Linked DNA regions of Mus musculus: region 2 is linked to region 1. The links are chromatin loops, found by intact Hi-C in ENCODE. Cell type or tissue: gastrocnemius. All regions are shown on one strand.

The links. Peaks named below come from ENCODE experiments on the same cell type or tissue, not always from the same donor. Only the 100,000 strongest peaks of a DNase experiment are listed, where the experiment ranks them.
Region 2: it touches region 1 in a loop (2.6-fold over the local background); 1 of 42 quality-filtered maps calls a loop at or near these places.

Annotation. Positions count from the first base shown.
Region 1 is chr2:144,598,112-144,602,111 of GRCm38, forward strand. It overlaps Dtd1 (D-tyrosyl-tRNA deacylase 1), which reads left to right and starts at 1,842. Exons shown (of 6, transcript NM_025314.3): 1 at 1,842-1,980. The coding sequence starts at 1,938. In gastrocnemius, a CTCF peak has its summit at 1,855 (motif pointing right); a DNase peak (open chromatin) is centred at 1,870; H3K4me3 peaks cover 1,316 bases; H3K27ac peaks cover 1,206 bases.
Region 2 is chr2:144,379,239-144,383,238 of GRCm38, forward strand. It overlaps Kat14 (lysine acetyltransferase 14), which reads left to right. Exons shown (of 11, transcript NM_181417.3): 4 at 1,469-1,590. Among named protein-coding and RNA genes, the nearest start is that of Kat14, 12 kb to the left of the region's middle. In gastrocnemius, no CTCF peak of the experiment used is centred here; a DNase peak (open chromatin) is centred at 2,288; H3K27ac peaks cover 2,991 bases.

The sequences.
Region 1 (4,000 bases):
TTTACCCATTGAGCCAGACTTTTTTCCCTGGATGTGAAAAACTGACTACTTGATAGAATGTTCCTGATTTAGGTTTTTTAAACAATTAGATGCAGAGTCTCCTGCAGTGCAGTTTGCATTTCGATTGTACAGTTCCACCCTTGAACTGATGCTCCTGCCTCTCTACCTCCTGAGCGCTGGGATTCCAGGTAAGTGTTGCCATCCCTGGCTTATATGATGCTAAGGGCTGAACCTAGGGCTTCCTACATGGTAGCTAAGTACTATGTTCCACTGAGCTACACTTCTAGCCCCAGGTTAAGTTTTGTTGTTGCAGAATTACCACTGTATCCTTCAATATCAGGAAGCATGTGACTGACACCCATTGATCTTGCTGCTGCTGCTGCTGGTGGTATCCTTGACAATTTAACTCATGCAATTTTGCATTCACTATTTAATATTTAAGCATAATATAAAAGGCTCCCAGTCCTTAGCACAACTGACTCCATAAAACTCAGTATGTAGATAGTACCACTTGCCAGAGTGAAAAGGAAGACCGAATCTATCAAATGCACTAAGCTTGCCTTTTGACTTCTGTAATTGCTTTAGCCTAACTGTGCTTATTAACTGAAGTATGTCAACCGAGGAATTTTTTTTTTTTTTTTGCTTAAATGCTCACTCTAAAAGAATCTGAGCTTTAATGAGATCCTGAACACCCAGTGTAGTTGCCAGTTGGCTAATAAAGACTTTCTACTGGCTTAACCCCGGTCTGAGTAGTCTTATCTGATGGATACCCCACAATAATACACATTTCTAGGCCTTTTTTGTTTTTGTTTTTGTTTTTTTGGGGGGGTGAGGGGGAAAGCAACATCTCACTCTGTATTTCATGCTGGCCTTGAACTTCAGCGTGATCCTCATACTGCAGCCTCCAGAATGCTTGGATCACAGATGTTCAACCACCATTCCTTAGAGTATTTCGGGCCAAATAACAGTTCTATCAAATTGCTTTCTAACAAATGCTTTTCTGAATCTGCTAATCCTGGAAGAGGCGTTCAAAGCAAAGACACTCTGAAATGGGTGAACTTTTTCTGATACTCCTATTTCGTTTTTAAGGGAAAGTCTCATTACATTGCCCACATTGGTGGTCTTGAACTCATGGACTTAAAACACTTTCCCGCTTCATCTCAAGTAGCTGGGACTATCTCCCCCCCCCCCCATTCTTCTTTTTCTTTGTTTAATTATAAACACATGGACTACCACTGGACTATGAAGATGTTATTTTTTAGTGATGAAAACTTAGTACAGTAATAGCTATACAGTTCTTTGCAGCCATCTAAGCATCTTTACAGCCCATCCAAATTTCCTAACAACCCTATGATAGGGCTAAGTATTAGATTTGTATTAGGAAGGAATTAGAATTCTAGACTGATAGACCTATTAACTATTGTGTCTAAGGTAAATCAATAGTTATGTAGTTAAATGGCTATGTTAGCAGCAGGTCCTTTTGTTTTTAGCAACAGGATTGCTGCTGAGGCTACAGAACAAGTGAAGATTTTGGAAAATCTGTGACCGGAGGATTGGAAAAGAGGGAGAAAAGCAGGAAAAAAACTTAAGGGTAAAACTGAAAGAGAAAGAAACTGGAGCAGAAATTAATGAGTGTCTGGACATAGTGGAGACTAGGCTGGCAGTTTGGGACTATAGTGCTTAAGAAGGAGTTCAGGGGTGGATAGGGCGGCGCCTACCACAAATGGACTAGGTTATGCATAGGTGACAGGTGAGGGTGATTGACATGGGCGGGGCCAATTGGATAGGTGTGGCCGACGTGGGCGGGACGCAGCTCTGTGGAATGGGTCCTCACGGAGCTCTTCCGGTGTTGCCGGTAGAGGGCGCCGGTCGAGGAGCCACCGGCGGAGTCGCAAGGTCTGACCACACAGCAAATTCCAGTCGCTACAGCCGCCGCCATGAAGGCCGTGGTGCAGCGCGTCACTCGGGCTAGCGTCACAGGTCAGTCGGGCGGGCCGGGGAGAGAGCAGCCTCTGACCCCCGCGACCCGCTGTTCCGTGTGAGGGTTCCCCGCAGCCCCGAGTTACCGGGCAGCCTCTGGGCAGCGCCGTGGCCGAGAAGATCCGGCACGTGCCTGGCCGCTCATGGGTTCAGGCTCCGTGCTTTCGTTGCTACATAAACCCTCATCTCCGTCGTCATCACCATTATAATCATCATCATTATCTTTGTGAGTGTGTGTGTGTGTTCCTCACAGACAAGGTGCCAGAACCTGTGAGCATCCCCAGGGCCCGTTGTTGAATGCACTGTTGCACAAACAACACATAGGGGAGATTTCCGGAGCGGAATCGCTCGTTTATCCACCGCTCTGTCTGAGATGTAGCATTTTAACAACCCCCTTTTGCATATCTTTTCTTTTTAAAATAGAACTTGGCTCATGATAAAATGGACAGACGGAGGAATTGCTAATTGTTTGAGCTCTGGCAGCTTTGAGCAAATATCTGCTGGCATCCTCACTGGGTGCAGAACATCCCTTGCTTGCACCTGGATGTCGGTCTCTGAACCTTCAGCCATGGGTCAGAACCACAGAATTCAAGATGACGTGCTTCTCTTTCCCATTAATTAATATAGACCCAGATGCTCAGCCATTAGCCATCAGTTGAATGTGGGAGGCTAGTTGAAATATTCAGGATCCAGCTACTGTAGTTATTTGAAAAGTGTTAAAAAAATAGAAACGACTGGTGCCATTCTTTTAGTCTTTTAAGTTAAAGAAATAAATACATTTATTTATTTGGTGTGTGTGTTTCTGTGTGTAACAGGCCAGAGAACAATTTAGATGTGCCACCACCATGTGGGTCCTTGGGATTCAACTCATGGAATTAGGCTTGGCAGCAAGTCTACCCATCACTCATTTAGCTAGCTTGCTTTCTCTCTTTCTTTCTTTCTTTCTTTCTTTCTTTCTTTCCTTTTCGAGACAGGGTTTCTCTGTTTAGCCTTGTCTGGCCAGGAACTCACTCCGTAGACTAGGCTGGCCTTGAACTCACAGATCCACCTGCCTCTGCCTCCCAAGTGCTGGGATTAAAGGTGTCTACCACCATTGCCCAGCTGTGTTTATAGAGGCAGAAGTACATTTTCAGGTCAGATGCCAAGGCCTGTAGTCACAGCCACTTTGGAGGCTGGGGAAGGAGCTGTGTTGAGCCCAGGAATTGGACAACAGAAAGCAGATTGGACAACAAAAGAGTCTCTAAGATTCCCCCTCCTCACCAAAGCTTCAGATCAAGCAATACAGATATCTTTTTCTTTAAACCATTTTATACTAAATACATGGTTTTGAGTTTAAAGCTAGACCCAAGACTCCTCCCCAACCAAGTAGCCAAACCACATATTTAGACTCGAGAGTCCACCTTCTAATCCTGCTTAATGAGTTGCAAGCTGTTCTGTTAACTTTGGTTTTGGAAATCATCCTGGACTAATAAGGAGCAGAATAGGAGAGGAGTTTATGGGACTCTAATAACATTTCAGTAAATATTGAGCACATGAAAACTGGAAAAATTCACTGATGAAAGATGGTTTTGCTCTTTGGGGGGGAGAAGCTGTCTACTTGATGTGGTTATCACCAACAGATTTAAATTTTGAGCTTTGGCTCCTTAAGCCCCCAATCCCGCTGATCTGGACTTTGGAAAATGTACCTTTGCTTGTAGGTGGTGGCCTATTCCTATCATCCCAGCACCCTGGGTTGAGTCCAGCATGGGCCACCTACCTGGTGAGTTGAAGTGCAGACTGAAGCTACCTAGTGAAACCCTCTCCTACCAAACCAAGCCTGGCATGTGTGAGGCCCTGGGCTGGCACTTGCACAAAGTGTCTAACACTCTTGGGATTTCCCTAGGGAGCCCTTTGATCATACTCGAGCGTAAGCTAATGAGAAATTTCAGGATAAGAGTGAGGGAGTGACCTGAATGACAGTCACTTGCTGAGAGTGGATGGGCCATTGCCTGTAGTTTCCAGGTATGTTCCAGGATATGTT
Region 2 (4,000 bases), 220 kb before region 1:
GCAGGCAGTTAAGAGTTACCTGACATGGATGCTGGGAACTGATTTTGTGTCTTCTGGAAGAGCAGTAGCTTTTCAGTAGCTTGTACAGTTTTGTCCATTTCTATAAAATTGCATATATAAAATATCTGTATAAATACAGGTGCCAAGCATTGTGTGAGACATAGCCACTGAAATGCTAAAACCTGCCTTTTTATTTTTGCTTGTTGTTATTGCTTTTGAGACAGGCTGTACTTAAGTTCACAGTTCTATCCTCGCCCCCTGAGCACTACAGTAACAGGTACCTAACTACTCACAGCAAAGTGCAGGCTGCTTTTTTTTTTTTAAATATGGAAACATTAAAAGAAATTAAGATTTTATATGTTATATAGTGTGTGTGTGCAAATGTGTGCAGGGTTTGTGGAAGTCGGAGGGCTGTTGGGTCCCCAGCAGCTGGAGTTACAGGCAGTTGTGCGCCTCTGCTGCGGGTGCTGGGAACTGAACTCTGGTCCTCTGGAGGAGCAGCACGGGCTTCTGACTGCTGAGCCAGCTCCGCAGCTCCTGGCGCTTTTGTCCTGATGGTGGGTGTCAGATGCTCTTCTGTGTTATTGAAGTCTTCTGTGATGGCGTGCGGCTGTTTTTCTGGGCTGTTCTTCTCACAGTAGGCCGAGATTCCTCATCTGGAAAGCTGACAGGCTTGGACTGGATGGGAGCTGCCACACTGAGCTGCAGGGTGTCTTGGAGTCCTTGTGAGTGGGATGGGCAGCCAGGCCTCTGAGTTCTCTGTTCCTCAGCTAGTGCTGTCTGCACTTGAGGAAAGACATCTACAGCTTTAAGTGGCTGTGCCCCTGGGTAGAGAGATGCCTGGAACACTGCCCAGATCTGAAATCTTGAGTTTTGTCTTTGCCTGGTAAAAAGCTTAGAAAAGTGTGTACTCAGGAATGATTTTCAAAACTTTGAATAAAGGCTAGCCAGCACCATCAGTCAGAATGTTCTGTATGAAGCCCGCTCCTGAAGGTCTGCTGTCAGCGGGCAACCTCACTGTTTAGAGTTACGGGAAGGGGCTGGAGAAATGGCTCAGCGGACTGCTCTTCCGAGGGTCCTGAGTTCAAATCCCAGCAACCACATGGTGGCTCACTACCATCTGTAATGAGATCTGATGCCTTCTTCTGTTGTGTGTTTAAAAAAAAGAAGAACACAGTAGAGTTACAGGGACGAGTAGGGTGCTTGTGACAGCGCTTCCAGTTCAGCCCAGCCACACACCAGCCCTTCCTGTGTGACACATACAGAACCATTGTACCTAATACTTGAAGTAGTGATTTCTTACCAAAGCAACAAAGGAAGTAAGACTGCCTGGGTTATTGCCAGAGCTCATCTTTCTGTGTCTTCTATTCCCCCTTCCTACTTAGACTCTAAAACAGAATAGCTTTTCCCATGATGCGGACTTCCCTCCTCAGGCTACCTTCCCAGCCATCTTCCATTTGTGTTTCAGGTGGTCATGCTGGCAATGTACAACCTGTCTCTGGAAGGAAGTGGACGTCAAGGTTATTTCCGGTGGAAAGAAGATATCTGTGCTTTTATTGAGAAACATTGGACTTTTTTACTAGGAAATAGGTAACATGATTTTAAAACATCTTATCCTTTGCAGAAAGATGTAACCAAGCTGTACACAAGCTGGGAACCTAGTGCAGCCCTGATAGGGATTTATAGTGTAGCTCAAAAGAGAACTGAATACCAGGAAATGTAGATTTGCATTGTTTTCTAATGCTTCCAGAGCAGCGCGATGCTTCTGTAGAGATTGTTAGGTTTTTAAAAATGAGTTTGAGAGTAACTGACTTGAGGAAAGAGGACTGTGATGTCCTGTAAAATGGGGACATAGAGGTCAGAAGAGAAACAGAAAGGGCATTACTAACGGCACCCATTTAGATTGCTCTTAATGGATTCTTACAGCTTTTCCCCTTATCAACTCTGGAGAGCACAGCCATACTTTTCATCCACTGTGCTTAGCAAAGTTTGCCACATTAGCACACACATGCACACACACACACATATACACACACGCACACGGCTCATTCATTAGGGGTGAACATCAGACTGAGGCCTGCGTGGCTGAGACTGTGCTGGAGGCCATGTTAGTCTACAGAGCTGAGACGTGGAGATGAGTGTGGCAGCCCTGGTGAGTTTTGAGATGATGGTTCCTGGTTGCTCTCTGAGGTCCTAGGTGAGATGCACAGCACTGTAAATTAGGTCAGCAGAGATGACAGTGACTCTGCATCACTGCTACAGAGCAAAGCTGGACCACATTCTGAGTTTTGGCAGCCTTCTGCCTCTGTGCTGAGAAGTCAGCCTTGCTCGGATTTCCTGCAGGCCTGCAGGCTGTGGGGTGTCAGCAGCAAAGGAGAATAGATGTTTATAAAGGGGCTATTTTAAGTCCTTGCATTCTTTCATGCTACTGAGAAAAGAATTAACACTGACAAGTGCTTTCTCATAAGAAAAGGAATCTGTTGTTTTAATTTACTGCCCCAGCACTATTTATGGAATTTAATGTGCCCTATTTATAAAGGACCAGAAATAAGGGAGATGGTAAAATTAGATCTTGGAATGTTTTCATGATCTCTGAGTGCTTTATGTTTAGTGAATTTTCTTCTGGAAGAAAGTGAATGTAGATTACCTGTTTTTAAGAATATTTCTTATTTGAATAGGAGTTGTTGGCCACGGTCCAGAGCGTGTTCTGAGAGGAGCTGGCCAAGGCTTTTTTGTTTCTGACATGCCATTGAGAAGCAGTCATTACCCAGCAGTGTCTGTGTAGTTTAACCACTAAGCCAGTAGTTTATGTCGCTATTGGTGTAGCACCTGAATTATTTACTTAATCTCCCTTCTTAATAAAGTTAATTTTAAAAACATACGCCTTTAATCCCAGCACTTGGGAGGCAGAGTCAGGTGGATTTCTGAGTTGGAGGCCAGCCTGGTCTACAGAGTGAGTTCCAGGACAGCCAGAGCTACACAGAGAAACCCTGTCTCGAAAAACCATAAAACAAAACAAAACAAAACAAAACAAAACAAAAGAACATCACACTGTAAGTATAAGTAGAAAACTTGTATGGTATGCTATAAATAGACTGTAACTCTTAACGTTGGTACCTACAGATAACTCAGCAGTGTGAGATTGAGGCTGGACCTCATGCTGTAAGGACAAGCCCGGCCTTTTGGTTCTGATCAGAAAGGCCACAAGTATAGTGAGAATTTGCAGCGGTAACTTTTCTGTCGTCTACCCTGAAGATAGGAGGAAGTTTAGAAATTGCTGTGAATCCATTTCCCGAGTGTCCTGTCCCTCACCTAGATGACTGCTCTAAATATCAATTTAAAGGTCCCCAGAACCTACTCATCTCAGGTGCTTACCAAATGACCGATCGCCTAGGAGCTGACAGTCATTGTCCACAACAGAAGACGCTGTAAGCACTTTTAAGTTAAACTGTTTTTGAGAGCTGTTTTTATTCTGTTCTCTGCAGGGCCACCCTTGTTTTGTTTTTGAGATACGGTCTTGTGTAGCCCAGGCTGTCCTCAAACTCACTACATAGCTGCAGATTCCTTTAACTTCTGCTCCTCCAGCCTCTGCCTCTGGAGTTTTGCGATTACAGATGTACAGCACCACGCCCTGTTTTATGCAGTGATGGGATAAAACTTAGATCCTTAGATCTACCAAGTGAGCTAAACCCCAGCCCCAGCCCTCAAAGGGTTAAGTGTGGTATCTCTTCCTCGTTTGTCACAGAGTTAAGGGAGTAGTACACTGTGGGATTATCTTTTACCTTCGGGTACATTCCTCACCAGTGGTTTTGTTTTATGCCTTTAATGTTTTCTTAGTTTAAATATGTGAGAGTTTATTTAAGAATATCCTAAATGTTTTATGTACAGTTTTAGAAAAAAGTTAAAGATCATGTGAGAATTCAATTGCTACATATTTTTTGACCTTGAACTCATAGAGGCCTGCCTGCCTCTGCCTCCTGAGTACTGGGATTCAAGATGT